2 separate regions of the Homo sapiens genome follow, and region 1 is linked to region 2. The links are chromatin loops, found by intact Hi-C in ENCODE. Cell type or tissue: chondrocyte. All regions are shown on one strand. Links, peaks and the distances in the headings refer to the core of each region. The heading gives the core; the rest is flanking DNA.

The links. Hi-C counts contacts between places; a loop is a spot of excess contacts. Peaks named below come from ENCODE experiments on the same cell type or tissue, not always from the same donor. Only the 100,000 strongest peaks of a DNase experiment are listed, where the experiment ranks them.
Region 1: a loop joins it to region 2, with 8 times the contacts of the local background. A loop is called at or near these places in 2 of 110 quality-filtered maps.

Annotation. Positions count from the first base shown.
Region 1 is chrX:112,870,574-112,878,919 of GRCh38, reverse strand. No RefSeq gene overlaps it. Among named protein-coding and RNA genes, the nearest start is that of AMOT, 34 kb to the right of the region's middle. In chondrocyte, for the core only: CTCF peaks have their summits at 4,422 and 4,631; no DNase peak of the experiment used is centred there.
Region 2 is chrX:113,737,380-113,745,725 of GRCh38, reverse strand. No RefSeq gene overlaps it. Among named protein-coding and RNA genes, the nearest start is that of XACT, 120 kb to the right of the region's middle. In chondrocyte, for the core only: CTCF peaks have their summits at 3,588 and 3,787 (motif pointing right); no DNase peak of the experiment used is centred there.

The DNA of each region.
Region 1 (8,346 bases), core at 177-8,176, 870 kb after region 2:
GCCACAGCTTTCATGGAGTCCAGCCTGACCAACCAGAGAAACCTATATCAGTGAAGCCATCAGAGTCTCTCAAAGCTAACTGATCTTCTCCAGAATGTGGGAATCTTCTTCAATAGTCAGTCTTCTAAAAAATATCATCATCTGAGTCATTTGTTCCTCATGGTCACTGTTGTTAGGCAAACATCCAAGATTCTTGCTTTGGTAAGGGTAAGTCTTTGGTTTCTGATCCTCACCAAGAGGTTTTGAAAATCCCCCTAATTTCATGGCATAAAAAGATGTCCATATTGCCTTTGTGGAAGGCTGCCACCCAGTCATGAAACATCTTCTAGAAAATGTAATGTAGTAGAACAAACACTGGATTGGATGTCAGAAAATCTGGATCCTTCTTCTTGCCATGTCCTGATTTATTTAGAGACTTTGAGTCATTTGCAACAGGATTCAGGTAACTCATATGCATAATGTGGAGGCCAGTCTAGCTGAAAACATGGTTGTTTCCAGATTATAATGTTCATGACTCTATTTCTGTGCCTCTATAACCAATAAGACAGATTTCCGTACCCTTTTTATTCTATTTGAAAAGCCCCATGATGTTATGGTTTCCTGGAACTTTGTGGCTGTGCTGGATAGAGCGATATGAAAACAAACAAATAAGCAAAACAAAACAATCAGAATAAAAGGTTGGCTGCAGGTGCGTCTGTGTTACACTTAGACACAGCCTAATTCCAGAAAAGCAGAGTTCACAGTGGTGAGTGTCATGGAAACTGCCTATGAATGTTACAAGACTTGCACGTAAACTGAAAGCCCCATTACTGGTTGAGGAGACAGAAGTGGAGAGGATTTTGTGCAGATGATTTTCTCCTTTTAATTGAACCACTCCAGTAGCAGGAACCAAACTGAAACTCCCTTAGACATTTAAATGACTCACATATTTTAGTGCTTGAACATCAGCTCTGTGAATACCTAAAATGGGGCTAAGTGAAAATTGGATAACATTTGCTTGACATTGTCACTGGCCTTTCTCTAATGTCAAAGATGGATTTGCATAATTATGCTGAAAGCTAGGAAACTGCACCCAGCAGGAGGTTTCCTTGCCGGTGTTAGGTTTTAGTTCTACTCCAGCTGTGACTCTCAGGACGAAGAAAATCTTTCAGAAATGAACAGACAGAGTGCACACTTTCTAAAACAGTATAGTAACAGCCTAACGACAATTTAACTTGCATACTGATTTCCAAGGTATAATTAAGATAGGCCTGATAAGCAACTGATTGACTGAACAACCTTTTGCTTGGTATCAAAAGGGCTTCAGAGAGGAGAGTGTCCAAGCAATGTTACCTCATAAACCTCTTCCTGATTAAAATTCTTTTAAGCTGGCCAGATGCTTGATAGAAGCAAACTTCTAAAGGCTGCCCCTGTAACAGGTGTGTGTCTATGGTGCAATCCTGTCTTTCCAAGGTCACTGCAGTCATAAAACGTCTCCTGAATGTATCTATAAGGGGAAAATGCTGAAGCAGGTGAGGCCTCTCTGGGTTCCAACTTTTACCCCTTACATGGGGCACTTACTAACCTCAAGCTCTCTTTCCCCATATGCTTTTTCATTTTCAAATCCTCCTCTCACAAAAGAATTTGAACCCCTTAACATCCTAGAGAATCACTTCTCTTGGTCTGTCAAGAAATCATCTCAATGTTTTTAACTTTCACTTGTAAATGACAAGAGGTCTGTTTTGCTATAATTTTAAATAACACCTAGGTACTTGCAATATATTAATAGGAAAAATAATGAGAAGTGTAAAATTCCTAAGCTCCTGGAAAGAAGCTCCAACAAAAAGTGAACATCCAGATTGCAGTCAACTGAGAGACACATTCCTGAGGACTACTAGTCGGTTCACCTGGTACTTGTGAAATCACAGAGTTTAGATAGCCATGAGCTTGGTTTTCCAAAGCAATATTTTCAAGCAGACCTAACAATGTATTTCTCATTGAGATTTCACAGCTTACAAAGCCTTATATGCTTGTTGTTCACTCTCCTGTTAATTAAAACAATTTCCATGCTACCTCTGGGTTTCACTACAGAATTCATAAATATCTAAAATTATTTCATGGAGAAAAGCACAGATGAAAAGTAGCCCTTTTTCATTCACATGCACTACTTGCTAGGTTCAAAATGTGATTGTTTCTTTGTTTGCTTTTACTGCTTGTATGGCACTAATAAGCAGAATCTGCACATGTAGTTCTCCTCTGACCATGTTATCCTGTCTTGCATATATATAGAGATAACTTTTGTCAGACTTCAAATGCCAAAGAGCAGAGCATATCTTCCAGCTTATTTCTGGTTTGAGCTGGAGGTCGCAGCTTGTGCAATTTGGTAGACAGCAATTCGCCTTGGAACAAGCTCATAAACATGGAATAGGCAGATAGATTGATTCAGAATTTCTGATTTTTTTAAAGGGCAAGAGAGCAAATGTCTAGTTTCTAAGGCAAAAAGGTAGCAGCAAAAACAAAAGCCACACACATTTTAACTGAGCACTATTGTTATTAACGCATTGCACTAGTATCACACTTTACAGTTTACAATGACCTTTTACAGCCGTTATCTCATTTGATACACCCACCCTGTGGAACAGATGTGCATTAATATAGGCACTTGACAGACGAAGAAATTCGGGCACAAAAAGGTTAAGTGACTTACCTAAGGTTGTACTGTAAGTTGGTATACATATGTTGCCTTTTGTGCTAGATAGATAAGGAATGGAGGCATCTGAAGAACTCTCAATTCTGTTTTTTATGAGTCCCGATTGAGAAGAAAATCCCACAGCAGTGCGTTGCATGCTCATCTTTATTTCAACTAATGTTTTCAGTATGTAAAACGTGCAGAAGCAGCACACTTGCAGGTTGCTCAGTGAAACTGGCATGATGCAAATGTGATGGGTAATGTTCAATAAGGAACTAATGCTCAACATTATCTGCCACTTAATCAATGTGCAGTGTGGCCTAGGCACCACAAAACATCCAGATTTACAGCATTAATTCTCATGGATTTTATGATTGCTTATTTCCTGATAAATTTGGTAAATTAACATCTGCCCCTCAAGCAAGTCATGGAGTAATTATTCTCATCGCTTGATTTTTACTAACCATCAGCCAACCCACTTAACAAATGTTGAACAATAACCTGTTGTTGATGTGTCTCCCAGACTGTGAGAGACACGTCTCAAAGCTGAGATATTCTGATATCTATTAGGATTAATTTTCAAGATCTAAAATGGTCATGTTCCCCAATGTCTCTGGAGTGTAGCAACAAATACCAATTAGCGAGAACACCGGGATACTTCCTAATCCCCTTCCTACTAATTTTTTTAAAGGAAAAAAAAATGAAATGGAAGTTATATCATATTCCATGAAGGCAGTCTTTCAAACATAAAAAAGTGGGAGTTTTGCAGCATTTATAGCAAAACTTTGCTTTCCTTGGAGATATTTTTAAGGTAATTTGATATGCTGTGTTTTAAAGGCTACTTCTATAGGGAAAAATAAGGTTTACTCACCAAATTTTATTGTTGAAAAATAGCTACTAAACCTGCTAGGTGAAATGTGTTTATGTGAAAAAGCTGCACTTTGAAGATGGTAATTACCACTTTATATGTTTCCACTGCCACTGCTCAATTCTCATTTTCATAGTTTAAAAAGAAAAGCAGATTTAAATAATGCAATGCTTATTAGCGTATGAATATGGACCTAATTGTCCCTTTTTAACTCTAAGAGGTAATTTGGAATATAGTCTATATAAGCGGGTTAAGAAGTGTGCCACATATGCAATTATGACTAAAAACTTTCATTTGGAAAATTGCAACCTTATCTCATTGTCTTTTAGTAGCAATGTCTTGTGTGCTGCCTGTCACTCTGCACTTTCCTTAGAAGATGTTTATAGGAGTATGTGTAGAGTAGTAAAACCAGTACATTAAATTATAGCAGAGTTGATCAGTGCCTTGTAGCACTGTGTAATACTGCACATACTCAAATTGCATCAAACAAAGCCACAAGGATAGTTGAAAAATGAAAACAAAAACAAAATGGTTACTTAGCATCAAGTAGACCCTGAGATAGCCCCCAGGTTTTTCTTTTAAATTCAGTTTCCTTTTGAACTGGACGAACCCATTCAGGAAGTGAAATAGCCTAAAAATGTTCTAGAAGTTTCTCAGAGATTTCTTCAGTGACCTTTCCTAAGACTTGACAAAAAAATGCTTCCACCCAACACTGCAAGTTTCTTCTTTCTACCAGCTCAGAAAGTGCCTGTCACATTTCAAAACATGTGCTAGAGACCAATGAGATTTTAGTTAAATTTGCTTAAGGATGATAAACACTCATTTTAAAAACACTGGGCTCATTTATATATGATTGCTCAAGCTGTTAAAGTGAAAAACTCTCTTGAAAAAAACAGATTTCCTTTGGGCTGTGTATTGACAAATACTAGTTTGGCTAATTGTGTTTGTTTGGATGGATTTTAATCCTGAATGACTAATCAAACCGCCATTTCATAGACCACATGTATATGAATTTCAAAATATCCTTGCTATGCATACTTGATATCCCATGCAACCATTTTTAATATATTTGTTCTATGTTATACTGACATCTATGGACCCCATAAGAGAAATTCAGCTTTTTAGAAAAATTCTGTTAGCTGCTTATAAGCAACTTAAAATGTGGCTCAACCTGGTAGACTAATGGTCCTAATCTATTGTGTGTGGGCAACTAGTTGATCTTTGAACCTTATCACTTTTTTCAAAATCATTATGGAGTTCTTCTCTCTACCTACAATCAAAACTTAAGGGAGAGGGAATGAGTGAATCACCTTAGTAAAGAATTAGGGCATCTTGGCCGGGCGCGGTGGCTCATGCCTATAATCCCAGCACTTTGGGAGGCTGAGGAAGGCAGATCACGAGGTCAGGAGATCGAGACCATCCTGGCTAACACGGTGAAACCCCGTCTCTACTAAAAATACAAAAAAAAAAATTAGCCGGGCATGGTGGTGGGCGCCCGTAGTCCCAGCTACTTGGGAGGCCGAGGCAGGAGAATGGCATGAACCCGGGAGGTGGAGCTTGCAGTGAGCCGAGATCGCACCACTGGACTCCAGCCTGGGCGACAGAGCAAGACTCCGTCTCAAAAAAAAAAAAAAAAAAAAAAGAAAAAGAATTCAGACATCTTAAATAAAAGAGTGGTCCTTATTGATGAGACAGTAAGGGGGATCCTGTCAGTGCACTTGTATCCATTTATAGTATTAATTCAATAAGATTTATTATTGTAATTACTGTATACTGAACACTGAGCTAACAACTAGGGGTACAATGACTAAAGATATACTGGTCCTGTCCCCCAAGGAAGTCCCAATCTAATGGAGGAGACAAAGTACAAAAACATATAAAATACAAGAGAGGATGATAAGTACTATGACAGATAGAGTGTTTTTGTCAGGATAGGCTAAATGCTACAACAAATCTCAAAATTTCAGTGGCGTAAGTCAGTAAAGATTTTTTTGCTCATTTGAGTCAAAGCCCAATGTGGTCAGTAGGAGCAGAGGAGCATCTAATCCAGCTAGTCATTTAAAGACTGAGACTCCTTCAGTCTTATAATGCTACCATCTTCAATGCATGGTCTCCAAGTTCATTGTGAAGAGGAAAGAGAGAGTGTAAAGAAAACATATCCACTCCTACCTGCTTCAACCCAGAAGAGACACATCACTTCTGTTCACATTCTATAGGGGAGAACCAGTCACAGTGCCCCATTTAGACAAAGGGAGACTGGGAAAGATATTTCAGCTCTGTTCCTAAGAAAAGAAAAGAATCTTGGTGGACAACTATTGATAACTAGATGTAACTGGTAGTAACTAACTTGTTAACTAAAGGTAACTAAAGATAACTAGAAGAAGCCAAGATGCAAAAAACAAACAAAACCAAAATCCTCTCGAATCTAACTTATTTCATGTTAAAATCATAGTGACAACTACAGAAAACTAGAAAAAATAGAGGATCATCTTAACTAGTAACTAGCTAACTAGATAATTAGAATAACTGGAATAAGCCAAGAAACTCACGATGATATTTTCATCTCAACTCTAATTTCTCATCTCTTGCTTGAATAACTAGGGATAACTAGATGTAACTAACGTTGATTAGATAAATAATGAATTAGAGATAACTAGAGTAAACCAAGAAGCTAAAAAGTATTCCTCTTAAATCTAACTTTTCATTTCTTATTAGAAGAGCGAGCGAGAAGTATAGAAAACAAAAAACAGAGAAATGACACGATTAGTTAACTAGTAACAAGCAAACTAATAGCTAAATATTATAGACAACAAGAATAACTGAAGCTTAGAAGATCAGAAACACACATTCCAATCAATTATAACATCCTATTTCTTATTTAAATAACTGAGAGTAACTAGATATTAGTAGTGGTAAATAGGTAAATAGTTAACTAGAGATAACAAGAATAACTAGAGGCAGCCCCAAAAAACTGAAAAAAAAAAAAAAAACTGAAAAACACATTTCTCGCCAATTTAATTTATTACTCCCACTTTCTGAGCATTGTCCACCTCTCTATTTCCTCGTTGTTGTAATGTGTCCCCTATTAGGATACCCCATTGTTTCATTGTAAATCCTATCTGCTTCTACTGATGTTGAAGACCAATTCCTTCACTGGATGGCTACGTCCAAAACATCTGCTCCATTACTAGTTGGAGTATAATACTGCTAGATTGGTGCTCAGTGGTGGGCCACAGAGAGCCAGGTATGAAGTGTTGCCCTGTTTACACAAAAGGAGGAGGGGTTGCTGGAGCACAGACTATATCTGGGATACGGAGGGAGCCAGACGACCAGTTTGAACATGGCCATTATAGGAAAGTACATTTTCAAATGACAGCAACCCAAATTAAAGTCACTTGGGAAAAAAACCAAAATGATTGGGTTATCTAACTGGGAAGTCTAAGGTAGATATGGCATATTTGAGCCAGATGCTGAAATGATACCATCAAGAATATTTCTGTCCATCTTTTGCTTTCCTTTATTTGTTGGCCCCATTCTCTTCTCCTAAGATAGATTTTTCCATATGGCAGGAATGATGCCTGTTTGTGGCTCCCTTTCTTATTCTAGATTTATGACCTCAAAAGTAAGGCCAATTTTCTCTAGATCAAAATTGAAAATTTCAAGGAAGGAATCTGATGGGCTAAGCTTGGTCACATACTCAACCCAGAGTAATTAGTGTAGTTACAGAAATGGAGTTTTATGTTTGAATGGGCTTGGGTCAGCACCCAAGCCCTGTGACCAATGAGATAGAGCACTATGATTAGCAGCTGCCTCAACAAAATCACATGATTGTACAGCACAAGGAGCAGTTCCACCAAATGAGGTAAGGGTGCTGGACAGAAAAACCAGGTATATCCACTACAGCATCCAAGCGCTTGTAATCAAAGGTTTTTGAGCAGACAGGTCCAGACCTCTACTGAGATGTCCTCTGGGGGTTTGTCATGGATTGGAACTAAGCTTATTCTAAGGTATTGCTTGCTGAAGGATATTTCTGCTGTTAGAATATTTGTCAGGTGGTCATCTATGATGAAAACAGCATTGGAAACAGTTGGAATTGGAAGATACAAAGATGAAAACCACATTTGGTGTAGAGTGAAGTATTCTTGATAGATATGTAATGTGGTCAGTGTAAGAGACATCCAGTGAGGGTAGTAAGGCTACCTGCATATTTTGCTATAGCAGGTATAGAAATTGAGTCATTGCTCAAAAATCTGGGACTGATGTACGAAGATAAGTTTGTAATCAGTAAGATGTCAAAGAGAGACTTTCTAGATCCAAGAGCTGAATTTAGATAGAAAGCAGAACATTTACCTAAGGATGCATATTTGTGCAACCTATTTTTAAGAGAATCTAGTTTCAACGTAATGGATGGCATCATAGCCCCAAAGTCATGAGTCATCCATATCCATGATCAAATCCAGAATTATGAAGGCCCATGTTCAAAATAGTTTTGGATATATTAAATTATATAATAGATATTAAGTGCTTAACACAATCAGCACATTTTTTTTTTTTTTGAGATGGAGTCTCGCTCTGTTGCCCAGGCTGGAGTGCAATGGCCTGATCTCGGCTCACTGCAAGCTCCACCTCCCGGGTTCATGCCATTCTCCTGCCTCAGCCTCCCAAGTAGCTGGGACTACAGGTGCCCACCACCACGCCTGGCTAATTTTTTGTATTTTTAGTAGAGACGGGGTTTCACTGTGTTAGCCAGGGTGGTCTCGATCTCCTGACCTTGTGATCTGCCCACCTCAGCCTCCCAAAGTGCTGGGAT
Region 2 (8,346 bases), core at 139-8,138:
GAGTATACTTTCTGAGATGGGCATGAATTAACAGATACACAGAATTAACCTTTTATGAAGAAAATTTCTCTAGGTATATATATTGAATAATTTATTTTTGGTAGTAATTATGCAACTAATGAATTATTCTTTGCAATCACAAATGCTAAAACTAGTAAGAAGCAAATGAATAACTTATAGGCCATTGAACCTAGTCTTCAAGGCTCAAAGAGGATCTACCCATAAAAAAGACAATGGGAGCTTTAGTGCTACATGTTCCAGAAATTTAGGAAGTATGAGGTTCTGTGGATGCAACAATCATCTCAATGTAAATGTTTTAACACCTTGATCTCATCTTACCGTGTGAAATGATGAAGTTACTACAGAAAAAGAAAGATACTTACAACCTCTACTTGGACTAATTCAAACCAGTGTGAACACTTTAGAGGATGCTTCTATTTGTCCCAAATAGGGAGAGATTGGAATTTAGAAATCTTATTAAGGGTTTCACTAAATTCACAAAGTGGAGAGGGATAAAGTTTAATGTATTAATTAGGGCTAGATCAAGAAATCAGAGCCACTCTATATATGGAAAGTATGAAAGTTTTAGTTGGGGGAATTGAAAGTTATTCAACATTTGAAAGGAAAAAACAGGCGGAGCAAAGGTCAAGGAAGCCACAGCCAGTGAATTCAGCCTTCAGCATTGAAGCAGGTGGTTCTCCTAAGGTCATCCCAAAGCCACAGCAAATCCCAGGAACATTTAGAAGATTCCCTAACTATTTCAATCTGCAGCAGTGAAGTGAGCGGGTCTCAAGAATGTCCCTTGAAGCTGCTGTGAATGCCAGAAATGTTTGGAGGACTCTAACCAACTATAACTATACAAGTATGATATACAAAACAGGGATGTCGGTGATTCTTAAGAAGTTCCTTCAAACGTCATGTCTGCCCACTTGTCTGACTGCAGTTGTTTCCAGAGAGTAATGACCCCTCCTTCTCTTCTGTTTCCCATATTCTGTATGTCTTTCATTGGCAAATTTTAACATGAGGAAGGATACTCTGGGAAATGTGGTTCTCAGCTGCTTCACTGTATTGCATAGGAGACTATGAGGGTGGTTGACACAGAGTTAATACTAGACAATATAGTGTACCTATTAAGATGTAGGTAATGACAGAATTTCTTTTTCTACTAGAAAGTCTCTATTCTTTATCTATTGAAAGGAATGGCAAAAACTACAATGACTTTTGCACCAACCTAGTATGAGCATAAGGGGCAACAGTGATATTAGTCAAAGAGTCCCAGAATAAGGTAGTAAAGCTTTTGGGAGCTGATACATCACCATGATGAAACAACATGGCCATCAGAGGAGCAACATTTAATTAAGTGGGGGATGGGTTGTTGTGATACTTGTTACCAGAAAGATTCATTTTGGTGCTGGTGACATCCTTGTATACTATCCTGACAAGGCATGTTTATGTGAGTACACATAGCAGGTGGAGGCAACATCAAATAACAGAAAAGATTTCAGGTGAAAAGGAGAAATAAAAAAGGCAGTAAATCTTAAGTTTTAAAAGAAATGTTGTATATCTGAAGGAGATTTCTATATCCTCTATCTCTCAACCAACAAATTGGAACCAGAACAGAAAATTAGCAGCTTGAAAAAGACTTCCCCTGCTCAAGGGTTTGAGTTTCTAAGATTAGAGTGGAGCACACTTGTTCTATTTTTCTCCTCATTCATTAACTAGAAGCAACCTGTTGACTCGTAGAGAAGGGCAGGTTTTCACAACGTTTGGCATCATTCTTTATGGAGTGGGTCTCTTCCACTTTCAATGCACAGAGAAGAACAATGTTGTTGACAGGTAAATGGCTTAAGAAAATGTGTGTAATTGTAATAGTTGTTGATGCTGAAAAGAAATGTTTTAATTCTTATATGCTCCAGTTGGCAATCCCAGGGCATATCCCCAAACTTTCATAACAGTGTTATTTGGAAATTTTATTGTTACAATATAACATTTAGAAGTATTAACCAATATGTTTTCCAATTTTCTTGAATGTCCTTTTACCTCGAAGCTCTCTCCATTTCAAACTAGACCTTGACATTCACTGCCTCAGGACATAAAGGTTATGGAAGAAATGCAGAGAAAAAATCAATTTAAAGTCTATTTTGGAACTAGTGGTAAAGAAACAATTTAGAGAGAAAACTTTCAGAAGCCTAGGCATTGAGAGTCAGAACCCAAAGTCATAAAAAATTGATTTGGAAGAATGCATAATGATGTATAAGCAAATTTTCCCACACCAGAGGAAATAAGAGATCCTCTGAACTGGAGGAAAACAGAGAATATTTAAGAAGCAAGAGAGGAAGCTCTGGTTAGTACTTCTCAGAAGTGATTCTGAGAATTCCTCTTCACAAGCTGTGTCCCTGAGTTGGGGTGGGGGAAATAGAAACTGAAAATAGATTTGGGGATCTGAAAGAGAGAAGCACCCATGCTTTATACTTCAGGTGAAGTCCACGGTGGTCATAGACCTTGAAAGGTCTCTGGTGCCACCATAGTTCAGCAGCAGTACCATGGAAATGGTGGTGTGGTGGGTCTATGATAGAGGGCCTGATACAGTTCCAGTAGTTTTCTGAGGCCCAAGAGAGGGAGGGGAGGGTATCTAAATATTTTCTATCTGTTATTAGTGGAGAACGTGGTAGCTAAGAAAAGAGTGACAGACCAAAAGATAACAGAATTAAGCGGATACAGTGTGTCTCACACGGACCTTTGGCGGGATATTATATGGATTTCGGCAGATGCTAACAGGAATATTGGCCAAGGACGAAGAAATAGACACCCCTTCCCAACAATGCCGTGGTATTAGACCCTTGGAGCTTTCATATGCTGGGAAAAATGCAGGGTATGAGGAAGAAACACAACTTAACTGAGAAAAGCTTATATTCATTGAGTTAAGCTTGAATCACCTAAGATGAAGTGTTCAACAACAGAAAATGGAGCCTCGAGATATAAATTAGATTTTGTTTTAGGGAAAAAATCATTTTGCATAGTAGTTTGTGTTTCATGGAATTCACAGTAACTACACATTTTACTCTGTGAACAGAGGACATGTATGACACATACAGGATGGGAACGCATCAAGATGATTTAATCTAAAACTGTTAAGTATCGTGGAACTAACAAAAACATCAATGTGATGCAAGTAAACAGTGAAAGAAATGAGCTACATTTTCTATTTTAAAGGATGGCAGACGTAGCACATTAATGAATACCTACTGGGTTCTATTTTAAAAGCCCAGTGTCTCAGAAATTAGGCTAAAATGCAATCTGAGTTACGCCTTTTCTTGGCATGGACGTGCTCTTCAAAATGTGGCAGAAAGTGATTTAGCACTTTTAAGAGAACTTACATATGTTGAAGATGGTAAACCGAAATTGAACCTTTGAGAATATTTCCCTGATATACTATATGCCATTCATATTTAATAGGAATGTATATAATATTTAAATATTCAATCTGTCTTTGTCATTATAACTTGTCCAACAACTCACATTTCCCACCATTTTGGCCAAGTGTCTCCAAAGCCTCTCATACAGGCTCATTCAGGGACTGGGAAATTGCCCTGTTCTTTAGGAGCTGCAGATGTCGAACTGTCAACTTTGATTCAGGCCAGAGCTCTATGGGCATGGGTCTTGGAAAGTCTGAGAATCATTTCTATTAAAAAGCAGTAGAACTTCCATGTGGCACAATTTCAGGACTGGTTGAGCAACGTTAAGGCTATTGCACAGTTTCTGGATTTGGCAAACTTTTCCCAACAGAGGGTGCTGTAAACCTGAAAGAGGTACCAAATATTTGTGAGCTTTTAGAAGCCAGGTTGTCTCTTGACTGGAAAGGTCTTTTCTGTCCAGCACAGAAATCACTGTGAATCTTGTTTAAGCAGTTGGAGGTTGGTGGTTGACTCTGAAGCAGCTATATAACACAACCAATGCTACAGCAGCAGCAGAGAGAAGTGGCCATGCTCTGAGCATGAAGTACCTATAGGAAAACAGAGGACTGTTTCCTTTCTGACCAATTCCTTTTTTCAGAGGGAGATAAAAAGTAGGAACAGGGGATAGAGCATTTTTGGGGTCAGAATTTCAGTAAAATTTAAATTAGGTGGCATCAAGAACCAAATACATCTGTTACTATAATTCAAACCCTAATTTTTTTTTTCAGTAATGAATATGACCTGGGAAATCAATTTATACTTTTAAAAATATCCATTTCATAATGTGAAAACAACCTGTGTAAAACAGATATGTTGGAGGAGGTGCAGGTAGGTAGGATAATTTGCTCAGCAAGTCCCTTCATTTGCTTATAGTTAAAATCAAAAGTAAGGCTGGGCGCGGTCGCTCACGCCTGTAATCCCAGCACTTTGGGAGGCCGAGGCGGGCGGATCACCTGAGGTCGGGAGTTCAAGACCAGCCTGACCAACATAGAGAAACCCTGTCTCTACTAAAAAAATACAAAATTAGCCAGGCTTAGTGGCACGTGCCTGTAATCCCAGCTACTCGGGAGGCTGAGGCAGGAGAATCACTTGAACTGGGGAGGCGGAGGTTGTGGTGAGCCAAGATTGTGCCATTGCACCCCAGCCTAGGCAACAAGAGTGAAACTCTGTCTCAAAACGAAACAAAAGTAAGATCCAAATAAAGCAACTAGTATCATTTCCTTATACAATCATGTATTGAGCACTGACAATGCATCTGTACCATGCTAGGCACCAGGAATATACAAATTCTTTTTCTTTCTCTGCCTCCTCTAAAAAGAAAACCAGATCTCAATATTATTGACTCTTGTTATTGTGGCCACTACCTGAAGTTTAATCTGTAGTTAAGATAAAAAGATATAAACAAACATGTACACATTTTTAAAATAATTATTTTAATTTATGTTTTTAAGAAGGGATAGACACTCGGAAAATTTTGCAACCAGACTTTTTTTTTTTTTTTTTTTTTTTTTTTTTTGAGACGGAGTCTCGCTCTGTCGCCCAGGCCAGACTGCGGACTGCAGTGGCGCAATCTCGGCTCACTGCAAGCTCCGCTTCCCGGGTTCACGCCATTCTCCTGCCTCAGCCTCCCGAGTAGCTGGGACTACAGGCGCCTGCCACCGCGCCCGGCTAATTTTTTGTATTTTTAGTAGAGACGGGGTTTCACCTTGTTAGCCAGGATGGTCTCGATCTCCTGACCTCATGATCCACCCGCCTCGGCCTCCCAAAGTGCTGGGATTACAGGCGTGAGCCACCGCGCCCGGCCGCAACCAGACATTTTTTAGGTGCTTAGAAAATTCTGTCTCAAACATTAATAGACACTATCAGAGAAGATTTAGTGAATTTTGGTTAAAGATTCACAAATGGTGAAACTGGGTCTCAGTTTTTCAAGTTTATATATCCTCCTACCTTGTTTACTGGTAATGAGCAAAATCAAAGGCAGGTAACTGAGTTTGTGTGTATTGGGGGGAATTTATCCCATTACTGGCTTGGCTAGCAACAATTATTTATCTTGGAAATCAGTAAAATTCTTTGCAATGTATTTACCTCATGAAGAAAGTATTATGGAAAAGATATTTTTTCAACATAAATTAATAGTATGGCAGAAGTTAAAAGACCATCTTTTTCAGACCTACTTTTAAATCCCAATGTTAAGAAAAGAGACTAGGGATGTGAATCCAATCTCTTCCCTCTACTACAAAACCCCACTGTTGTAATTCCCCTTGAATAAAATATTTCTTGCTTTCTCTGAAAGAAAAGGAAAAAAGGCTCATTTTTAATGGCACATCTCAAATGATGGGATAATTCTGGAGATAATTCCCAACCTGTAAAACAAATATGTGTTAATATCCTTAGGTATTTGAGTGAATGGAAATCCAGACACTGGTGGTTGGATTGGCACGTTAATCTCCTGTCACTCTGATCTATTCCAATTCCTGAGAAACCTAAACTCAAGAATAACAAAAACCACTCAGTCCTACCCTTATAATTCTTTTTTTAACTTCTAGAGAAATGGCAGAGGCCATAAAACAAGAATGATGGAAGAGTTTACCACAGTTTTTCCTTGTCACTTATTTTGAAAGTCAGCTGCAATTTGTAATTTTCTCAGGTTGGCAAATGTGTCCAAATGGGGAATGCTCTGTAATCTGTCAAAACCTCACAGATGTCATCAGCAAAAGGAGCATATACACTTAATGTGTTTGTTAAATCTTTTATTCTGCATGTGGAGCTATACCTTGAGTAAAGACTCACCAAACAGATATCATTCCTTCAAAAAAGTCATCAAGACCTTTGTAAATAAACTCACATAGTAACAGAAGTGCATAATCTAGAGAGTGGTTGTGCTGATGCAAAACATTGGAATCTGTTTTTTAGTTCCTATCTCAGATTGTTTCACAGGCTGTGTAAACTACATAAATAGGAAGAAGTGAGAAAATGAAGCTCCAAGATACTTCTCACACCTTGAAAAATCACACCTTTTTGATTCAGTAGAACTCTAGTGGTGGCCAGAACTGAAGTAATGGCAATGGGAAGGAGAAACAAAGGCAGATTAGGGAGCCTTTGGAGATGGACTGCATTTAGTTCTCTTTGCTTGTCCCTCCCCTCTTCTTTACCTGTGAATGTTGGGTGTCACAGTTCTTAGTTCTTGCATCTCTTCTCTACCTGTACTCTTTCTCTAAGTGCTCTGAGTCAGTCTTATAACCACAAATGTTATCTATACCCTAAATTTCTGAAATCTCTCTCTATATATACCTAATGTATCCCTGAAATTTCTTGATTGATATTCCTTCTGCATACTTGACATCTATGCTTGGATGCCTCATGGGCATCTGAAATGTAACTTTACCTCATACCTCTATTCACTTTTTCTGTTTCAGTCTTTCATATCTCCGTAAATGGCAGTACAAGCAACCTAGATTTACAAACCAGAACGCTTGGAGTCATCCTTAATATTTTTCTTTCGTTACTCTATGTGGACAATCATTCAGTGAGTACTGCTGTTTATAATTTCTAAATATAAATATCAAACACATCTATTTCTCTTCATCTCTACTATCATCAACATAGTTTTGGCTACCAGCATGTCTCTCAGAGGCCATTTCTAGGGTCTTTTAAATGGTCTTTGTACTTCTGTTGCCTCCTCCACATCATTGCCACATGTAGAAGTCAAAGAGGTCTTTTAAAAATATAAAATTGTATCATGTTTCTCTATTGATTAAAACACTCATGACTTTTCTTCACTCTTAGGATAAAATCCAAATTAATTCCCATGGCCTACAAGGCCTTGAGTGGTTCATCGCCTAACTGCTACTTCAACTCAGTGTGGGCCATTCTGCCCTTGCTCACCACTCTACAGTCACACAGGCTTCCTTTCGGTTCATGGCACATGACAGGCCCCTCCCCACTCCAGGGCTTTCATACGTGCTTGTTCTTCCATCTAGAATAGATTTCCTTCTCTTGCCTGCACGAGTGGCTCATTATCATTCTTCAGGACTACCTTAAGTGTTAGCTCTTCAGAGACACCATCCCTAATATCGTACCCACCATGGGGCCCTCATTATACTTCACCATCTGTTATGTATTCATCTTCTTCACCAAACATAATAATTTTATTTATATCATTACTTGATTCTTTAATTATTTCTTTTCTGTCATTCCTACCAGAATGTGAACTCCATAAATTTAGGCATGGTATTTGTTTTATTCCCCAATATATATTTATAACCTAATAAGTTCTCAATGACTATTAATACAAAAATGAATGACTATTGACACAACCAGAACCAAAATATAATCCAGCATTCTTTCTACCTTGTTATTTGTATATCTGTGCTCTAAGAAAATCTGACTAACGTTAACTCTAGTTTTTAATCTCTGCAGAGTTGTAGTGTCTAATTTAATTGTAAATATGTGCCTGGGGCTGTTCAAAATATATCTAATGTGAACATGTCAGATAAATCCATTTTCCAACAATAAAAATAACAACTATTCCTTAAGTGCTTTATACCATTCACTGAACTATACTTTAAGTGCATAATTTCATGTAGTGCCTGAGAAATAGGTAATATTGTCCCATTTAACAGCTAAAGAAACTGAAGATTGGAGAGAGGTCAAGCATTTCACCTTATCCAATCAATTTGAAACCAATCTCACTTATTTCAAAGTCCATGCACCTGGTAATAATTGCATTATGACTGGCTCTAATTCTCTCAAGACAAACCTTGTGCAATTCCTTCAGGAAGAAATGCACGAAGGAGAAATCTGAGGGGGAAGCAGTAAAATGATGGCTTAGTAGTTCCAATCCTTTTATTATGGTCTTAATATAACTTTTAAAGGGTTAGGATGAAGGGTG